2 separate regions of the Homo sapiens genome follow, and region 2 is linked to region 1. Evidence: chromatin contacts called from ENCODE Hi-C or POLR2A ChIA-PET data. All regions are on one chromosome and are shown on one strand. The core of a region is the stretch at or near the end of the contact, and the rest is flanking DNA. Distances in the headings are between cores, read along the strand shown.

Region 1 (5,480 bases), core at 1,919-4,418:
CAGCCTCAACTTCTTGGGCTCAAATGGTTCTCCCGCCTCAGCCTCCTGAATAGCTGGGACCACAGGCATGCGCCACCACACCTAGCTAATTAAAAAAAATTTTTTTTGGTCTGGCACAGTGGCTTATGCCCATAATCCCAGCACTTTGGGAGGACAAGGCAGGCGGATCACCTGAGGTCAGGAGTTCGAGACCAGCCTGGTCTACATGGTGAAACCCCGTCTGTCTAAAAATACAAAAATTAGCCAGGTGTGGTGGTGTGTGCCTGTAATCCCAGCTATTCAGGAGGCTGAGGCAGGAGAATTGCTTGAACCCAGGAGGTGGAGGTTGCAGTGAGCTGATACCATGCCATTGCACTCCAGCCTGGGTGACAGAATGAGACTCTGTCTCAAAACGAAACAAAACAAAACAAACAAAACACTAGCCGGCCATGTTGGCACACGTCTGTAATCCCAGCTACTTTGGAGACTGAGACACAAGAATCGCTTGAATCCAGGGGGCAGAGGTTGCAGTGAGCTGAGATCACGCCACTGCTCTCCAGCCTGGGCGACAGAATGAGACTGTGTCTCAAAAAAAAGCAAAAAAAAAAAAAAAACCCAAAACACTAGCCAGGTATGGTGGCACACATCTGTAATCCCAGCTACTTGCGAGGCTGAGGCACAAGAATCGCTTGAATCCAGGAGGCAGAGGTTACAGTGAGCTGAGATCGCACCACTGCACTCCAGCATGGGCGACAGAGTGAGACCCCATTTCAAAAAAAAAAATATTTTTTTTTGTTTAGAGATAGGATCTCGCTCTCTGGCCCAGGAAGGTGTCAAAATCCTGGCCTCAAGTGGTCCTCTTGCCTTGGCCTCTGAAAGTGCTGGGATTACAGGCATGAGCCACAGCACCCAGCCTTGTTTTGTTTTACTAGCTATTCTCATGGGTGTGACATGTTATCTCTCCCTCTTTTTTTTTTCGAGATGGGGCCTCGCTCTGTCACCCAGGCTGGAGTGCAAGGGCGCGATCTCAGCTCACTGCAACCTCCACCTCCCAGGTTCAAGTGATTCTCCTGCCTCAGCCTCCCGAGTAGCTGGGACTACAGGCACGTGCCACCACGCCCAGCTAATTTTTTGTATTTTTAGTAGAGACAGGGTTTCACCGTGTTAGCCAGGATGGTCTTGATCTCCAGACCTCGTGATCCACCTGCCTCGGCCTCCCAAAGTGCTGGGATTACAGGCATGAACCACCACACCCAGCCTCTCCCTCTTTTTTTTTATTTTTATTTTTTTTTTGAGACAGAGTCTCACTGTTCAACTAGGCTGGAGTGCAGTGAGATGATCATGGCTCACTATGGAGTCAACCTGCGGGGCTCAGGTGATCCTCCACCTCAGCCTCCCAAGTAGCTGGGACTACAGGAGCACACTACCTCACTCAGGTAATTTTTTTTTTTTTAGAGGGAGTCTTGGTCTGTCACCCAGGCTGGAGTGCAGTGGCGCGATCTCAGTTCACGGCAACCTCTGCCTCCCAGGTTCAAGCGATTCTCCTGCCTCAGCCTCCGGAGTAACTGGGATTACAGACACCCACCACCATGCCTAACTTTTTGTATCTTTAGTAGAGATGGGGTTTCACCATGTTGGCCAGGCTGGTCTCGAACGCCTGACCTCATGATCTGCCCACCTCGGCCTCCCAAAGTGCTGGGATTACAGGTGCGAGCCACTGTGCCCTGGCTATATTTTATTTTAGTATTTATTTATTTATTTGTTTATTTATTTATTTATTTATTGAGAGGGAGTCTTGCTCTGTTGCCCAGGCTGGAGTTCAGTGGCATGATCTCAGCTCATTGCAACCTCTGCCTCCCAGGTTCAAGTGATTCTCTCACCTCAGCCTCCCCAGTATCTGGGACTACAGGCACATGCCAGCACATCTGGCTAATTTTTGTATTTTTAGTAGAGACAGGGTTTTTACTAAATTTTTCATATTTTTAGTAGAGATGGGGTCTCCCTATGTTGCCCAGGTCAGTCTCAAACTCATAGCTCAAGGGATCCATCCACATTAGCCTCCCAAAGTGCTGGGATTACAGGCATGAGGCACTGTGCCCCACCGTGACAGTTTACTTCATTGTGGTCATCCTCTTGATATTTTGAAAGCATTCAAACTCTACAGTGGCTTTTATATAATTAAACAACAATTTTAAAGAGATGGAGGTGTCACTATGTTGACCAGGCTGGTCTTAAACTCCTGGTCTCAAACTCCTCGTCTCAAGCAATCCTCCCATCTCAGCCTCCCAATGTGCTGGGATTACAGTGTGAGCCACCACGTCCAGCCTATAGTGGCTTTTGTAAAAACCCCTACAGAGTGAGGCCTATCATATTATTTCAAAAGCCTACACCCAATATCTAACTGTTCTCAGAAGAAATAGGGAGACTTTTCAGAGCATCACTACCTAAGCAAGGTCACAGATTGGAGCCCCAGCTGGGAGGAAACAGAGCTATCAACATTAGATGTGCCTCAACAAAGACCAGTGCAGTCCCTGCAGGGGATGATGAAAACTTTTCAAAGCCAGCTGTCCCACGAGTAAAGTTTAAACCAATCCACAGAGCACAGATCCTACACTGATAAGCAATAACACTACAGCAGAACTCAAGCAATGGAAAATCCTACAAGTTTTAGCATGAATAACATCCACAAGAGCTGGGTTATTAGAGCAGAGCACCTCTCCCTGGTTTTGATTCAAAGAACTTGCCAGAATTTAAATTAATTATTTTTTCATGTAATTATTTGCTGCAAGGCTGGGCACGGTGGCTCACGCCTGTAATCCCAGCACTTTGAGAGGCCGAGGCGGGCGGATCACAAGGTCAGGAGATTAAGACCATCCTGGCTAACACGGTGAAACCCCGTCTCTACTGAAAATACAAAAAAATTAGTCATGTTGGCCTGGCTGGTCTCGAACTCCTGACCTCAGGTGATCAGCCCGACTTGGCCTCCCAAAGTGCTGGGATTACAGGCGTGAGCCACTGTGCCCGGCCCCTGCATTTTATTTCAATGGAAGGATGTCTAACTTAATTTTCCCACAAATGGTTTCCAGATCATCTCTCATTCAGGGCAAACACCAGATCAGGCCTCTACAAGGAACGACAGATTAGTGCAGCTGGGAAATGGGTAACACCCACCTGATAGAGAAAGGGGGTTCTTGCTCCCTCTAGTGTTCACCACACACTACAGATGTCCTGCTGTTCCCCTGTAAGGCGACCAGTAATACCTACCATGTCAGCTTTGAAATAACCAAGATGTCACTAAGTAGATGGGTGAATAAACCAACTGGGGTCCATGCAGACAATGGAATATATTCCGTAAGATAATATATTACACTAGAAAAGAACTAGCTGCTCAGGAGGCTGAGGTTGGAGGATCACTTGGCCCAGGGGTTCGAGACAAAAGCCTGAGACCCCATCTCCATGAAAAAAAAAAAAAAATTAGCTGGGCCTGGTGGCACATGCCTGTAGTCCCAGCTACTCAGAAGGCTGAGGCAGGAGAATCGCTTGAACCCAGGAGGCGGAGGTTGCAGTGAGCCGAGATTGCGCCACTGCACTTCAGCCTGGTGACAGAGCTAGACTCCATCTCAAAGAAAAAAAAAAAAAAAATCTGCCGGGTGCGGTGGCTCACGCCTGTAATCTCAGCACTTTGGGAGGCCGAGACGGGCAGATCACGAGGTCAGGAGATGGAGACCGTCCTGGCTAACGCAGTGAAACCCCGTCTCTACTAAAAATACAAAAAAAAAATACAAAAAAAAAAAATTAGCTGGGCGTGTTTGCAGGCGCCTGTAGTCTCAGCTACTGGGGAGGCTGAAGCAGGAGAATGGCCTGAACCCGGGAGGCGGAGCTTGCAGTGAGCCGAGATCCTGCCACTGCCCTCCAGCTTGGGCGCCAGAGCGAGACTCCATCTCAAAAAAAAAAAAAAAAGCTCCATAGGTACCTACCCTGTGTTCACTTTATCTTATGGAAAGTGACCATTTACTGGGCGCCAGACGAATACATAATTGACTATCCCCCTACCTGCTCCTTTTCTGTAGGAATATGTGAATTACATATGGATACATTTGGGATACATTACATATATGGATTTTATTACACATGGACACATTACTCTCCCATTTGCCCTCCAGCCCACTTTTCCCCTTTAAATACTGAAGCCCTCAAAATAATTTTTGGAGAAAGACACAGATTATGAACTGTGTCCGTGATTCTATGTTTCGTTCTTTTTCTCTTTTTCTTTTCTTTCCTTCCTTTCCTTTCCTTTCCCTCCCTCCCTGCCCCACTCCTCCCTCTCTCCCTCCCTGCCTCCCTCTGTCTCTCTCTGTCTCTCTGTCTCTTTCTGTCCCTCTGTTGCCCAGGCTGGAGTGCAGTGGTGCACAGCGATTCTCCTGCCTCAGCCTCCTTAGTAGCTGGGATTACAGGTGCCCACGACCGCGCCCGGCTAATTTTTGTATTTTTAGTAGAGATGGGGTTTCACCATGTTGGCCAGGCTGGTCTCAAACTCCTGACCTCGGGTTATCTGCTCGCCTTGGCCTCCCAAAACGCTGGGATTACAGGTGTAAACTACTGCACCTGGCCCTGTGTTTATTTCTTCCAGGCATGTCCTAAACCTTGGCAAAATGAATTTCTAATTTGATGGAGACCTGTCTCAGATACTTCAGATACTATTCATTTTCAAATAATGAATAGCTATTCATAATCATCACTGTGGGCCAGGCATGGTGGCTCACACCTATAATCCCAGCACTTTGGGAGGCCGAGGCAGGCAGATCACGAGGTCAAGAGATCGAGACCATCCTGGCCAACATGCTGAAACTCCGTCTCTACTAAAAGTACAAAAATTAGCTGGGCATGGTGGCATGCACCTCTAGTTCCAGCTACTTGGGAGGCTGAGGCAGGAGAATCGCTTGAACTTGGGAGGTGGAGTTTGCAGTAAGCCAAGACTGCGCCACTACACTCCATCCTGGCAACAGAGCGAGGCTCCATCTCAAAAAAAAAAAAAAGAAAAAGAAAAAGAAATTGTCACTGTGGCCTGCCACAACATGGGAAAGGAACACAGCATCCTTGTGGCTGCCCTGAGGGAAACCTCAAAAGGCAAGTCAAGGATGTCTTCTGTAGATGGCTGTGAATTCCCCAGAAACTCCTTCTGGTAGGACATGATTGTGAACCAATGTTCTCTGAAAAGGAATTTGGAGGGAATAGATTGTATTCCAGTCAACAGTTTGCAAACTGAAGAGACACAGTATTTGGTGTAAAATGAAGGTGCATTCCAGAGAACAAAGGGAGGGTTCAGGTTTTTTTTTTTTTTTTTTTTTTTTTTTTTTTTTTTTTTTTTTTTTGTGAGACAGTCTGGCTCTGTCACCCTGGCTGGAGTGCAGTGGCGCAATCTGAGCTCACTGCAACCTCTGCCTCCTGGGTTGAAGCAATTCTCCTGCCTTAGCCTCCCGAGGGTTCAGGTATTATAGCAA
Region 2 (3,392 bases), core at 870-3,369, 300 kb before region 1:
ATCTCCACCCTGGCCCGCTCTGCCATCTTCTCTGTGACCTACCCCTCACCTGACATCTTCCTGGTCATCAAGGTGCCTGCTGGGGCTGGGCAAGGGGGTGGTAATGGCGAATGTCACTGATTTAGTCCCTGCCTTCACAGAATGAGACAGATACATCACCAAGAAGGGTAATCAGGGCTGTTGTGGGGGAAACACAGGCAGGGAGGAGGCCCCTGATCCAACTCAGGTGGGGAGAAATCACCAAGGGCTTCCAGGGAGAGGCGACAGTTGAGCTGATAACTATACGTGGGCAGCCTGGGGAGAAAAGCCATCCCTAGGCACATGTGACAGGCTGGGGTCCTCGGAGGTGGGTGAGATGCTGTTGGGAAGTTTGTGGACAGATGAAAGACATAGTTGGCACCCTCATTTGAGATTTTCTGTTTCTGGGAGGGAGGTCAAATTTCTTTTCTCAAAACCTTCTATTAGTTTGCAATGATGAAATGAATCCAGTATCCACAGGCAGGTGCTGCTATGGTCACGCTTCACAGGGATCCCTCCTTCAGTCCTCACCACAGGGCCTAAGGTGGAGGGGTGCCATGGTTCCCATTTTCCAGATGGGGAAACTGAGGCACAGAGTGGATAGGGTCCCACTGCCCAGGGTCCCACAGCCCCTGAGTGGTCAGGATTGGAGTCTAGGCCTCATGGCTCAGAGCCATGCCCAGAGTGGCCTCTATTTACACTAACAAAGAAAAATGTAGGGAAGGCCAGGCACAGTGACTCACAACTGTAATCCTAGCACTTTGGGAGGCTGAGGCGGGAGGATCGCTTTAGCCCAGGAGTTTGAGACCAACCTTGCCAACATGGTGAAACCCATTCTCTACTAAAAACACAAAAATTGGCTGGGCGCGGTGGCTCACGCCTGTAATCCCAGCACTTTGGGAGGCCGAGGCAGGCAGATCACCTGAAGTTGGGAGTTCCAGACCAGCCTGACCAATGGTGAAACCTCGTCTCTACTAAAAATACAAAAATTAGCGGGACGTAGTAGCAGGCGCTTGTAGTCCCAGCTACTTGGGAGGCTGAGGCAGGAGAATTGCTTGAACCCGGGAGGCAGAGGTTGCAGTGAGCCGAGATTGTGCCATTGCACTTCCGTCTGGGTGACAGAGCGAGACCCCATCTCAAAAAAAAAAAAAAAAAAAAAAAAAAAGCCAGGTGTGGTGGGTCATGCCTGTAATCCCAGCTACTCAGGAGGCTGAGGCAGGAGAATTGCTTAAACTCAGGAGGCAGAGGTTGCAGTGAGCTGAGATCCCATCACGCACTTCAGCCTGGGCAACAGGGAGACTCTGTCTAAAAAAAAAAATTCACAGCAAGCCTGTTATCCCAGCACTTTGGGAGGCAGAGGCAGGGGCATCACTTGAGCCCAAGAGTTTGAGACCAGCCTAGGCAACATAGCGAGACCCCTGTCTCTATATAATACATACATACATACATACATAAATGTAAATAAATAAGTAAATTTAGGGAAAATATCACCAGCTAAAGGTAGGCTTGGAGGTTAGGGGTAGATCTGAAGAATGGGAGGGAGTAGCCACCAGGCAGGCCAACACTAACCCTTGATCCCAAGGACAGCGGGAGCCATGGGAGGTGTTGGAGCAAAGGCCTTCATATGTTAGGAGTGTCCGAGGGCCCATGAGGGGTCCAGGAGGCTGGGGAGCCAGCACGGGGGAACAGAGCGTTCGGGCAGCGCCTCACTGGATTCATTCATCTGCCCCGCAGTTGGAGAAGGTGCTTCAGCAAGGGGACATCAGTGAGTGCTGTGAGCCTTACATGGTGTTGAAAGAAGTGGACACAGCCAAGGTAAGCGTGTGGAGGCTGGACTAGGGGCAACAGATCCCTGACTCAGCAGGGCTAGGATGCTGAGCTGGCAGGGGACGGGGTCTCCCCACAGAACAAAGAGAAGCTAGAGAAGCTGCGCCTGGCGGCCGAGCAGTTCTGCACCCGCCTGGGCCGCTACCGCATGCCCTTCGCCTGGACGGCCGTGCACTTGGCCAACATCGTGAGCAGCGCTGGGCAGCTGGACCGGGACTCTGACTCGGAGGGCGGTGAGGAGGCGGGGCTAACAGGCTTGGGGCGGGGCTAAAGGGTGGTGCTGACAGGCCTGGGGCGGGGCTACGGGGCGAGGGGGTGCGCCCTCTGCTGGCCGAACTGTGCCGCCCCTGAGTCTCCCTGTTTCATCTTGGTCCCCCTTTTGTCATTGTCATTCCCTCCCCTAGAGCGCCGGCCAGCCTGGACAGACCGCCGCCGTCGGGGGCCCCAGGACCGGGCGAGTAGTGGGGACGACGCCTGCAGCTTCTCTGGCTTCCGTCCAGCCACGCTAACTGTCACAAACTTCTTTAAGCAGGTGTCCTACCCTGGGGCCAGGGACTCTCCCACTCCCCGCTGGCTGCATTAGCCCTGGGGACCCCTAGCCCCCTGGCCCAGGCTGACGGGAGTGGGTCCCATGTAGGAGGCTGAGCGACTCAGTGACGAGGACCTCTTCAAGTTCCTGGCTGACATGAGGCGCCCGTCGTCCCTGCTGCGGCGACTACGTCCTGTGACTGGTGCGTGGCACACCCCATACACAAGAAGTATCACTCTCACTCAGCCACTCAACAAACCTACACTGAGAGCACCTACTGTGCCAGGGGCATCAGAGACCCAACGATGACCATGATGGACAAATCCCTGACCTCAGGGGCTGGCTACAGCTTCTAATGGGGACCATAGACAAGAAGCAGAATAAATAAGATGGATACAGCGTCAATAGGTGGTTAATGGCAGCGGGGCAGGCAGGGGTCCTGGGGGCAGAGTTGATCAAATGTAGGGGTAAGGCTGGGGTGCAGTGGCTCAAGTCTGTAACGCCAACACTTTGGGAGGCTGAGGCAGGAGGATGATTGTTTGAGCCCAGGAGCTCAAGACCAGCCTGGGGGCCAGGTGTGATGGCTCATACCTGTAATGCCAGCACTTTGGGAGGCCGAGGCGGGCAGATCACTTGAGGTCAGGAGTTTGAGACCAGCCTGGCCAACATGGTGAAATTCCATCTCTACTAAAAATACAAAAATTCACCAGGTGTGGTGGCACACACCTGTAATCCCAGCTACCTGGGAGGCTGAGGCAGGAGAATCACTTGAACTGGGGAGGCAGAGGTTGCAGTGAGCCGAGATCGCCCCACTGCACTCCAGCCTGAGCAACAGAGTGACTCCACTTAAAAAAAAGAAAAACAAAAACGAAAAAAAATTTAGGGTGACAGACAGCAGAGTTGAGGGCAATTTCTGGCCTTGGCGCCTGAGGGACACAGCCCCCAGTCCCCAGAGAACATCATGGGAGAGTCTGCCCTGACTACACAGCCCAGAAAGGGTGGGCTGAGCCAGGAGGCT

The links. A loop is a pair of places that touch in the nucleus more often than their neighbours do. ChIA-PET counts read pairs that join two places held with the same protein, here RNA polymerase II (POLR2A). Pooled maps may share reads with other maps.
Region 2: a map with no recorded cell type shows a loop between it and region 1 (2.9-fold over the local background). The contact joins two enhancer-like sites. A Hi-C loop is called at or near these places in 1 of 37 single-sample maps with no recorded cell type and 2 of 50 pooled maps. POLR2A ChIA-PET finds 5 or more read pairs at or near these places in 2 of 52 experiments (WTC11 and naive thymus-derived CD8-positive, alpha-beta T cell).

The regions. Positions count from the first base shown.
Region 1 is chr19:10,939,904-10,945,383 of GRCh38, reverse strand. No RefSeq gene overlaps it. Among named protein-coding and RNA genes, the nearest start is that of TIMM29, 14 kb to the right of the region's middle. Within about 2 kb of position 3,168, at least 4 of the 41 ENCODE cell types and tissues checked have a DNase peak (open chromatin) inside an H3K27ac peak, as active enhancers do.
Region 2 is chr19:11,242,243-11,245,634 of GRCh38, reverse strand. DOCK6 (dedicator of cytokinesis 6) reads left to right here. Exons shown (of 48, transcript NM_020812.4): 9 at 1-72; 10 at 1,753-1,833; 11 at 1,925-2,078; 12 at 2,250-2,377; 13 at 2,483-2,576. Among named protein-coding and RNA genes, the nearest start is that of ANGPTL8, 4.3 kb to the right of the region's middle. RefSeq lists an enhancer at 1,344-2,154. Within about 2 kb of position 2,119, at least 9 of the 41 ENCODE cell types and tissues checked have a DNase peak (open chromatin) inside an H3K27ac peak, as active enhancers do.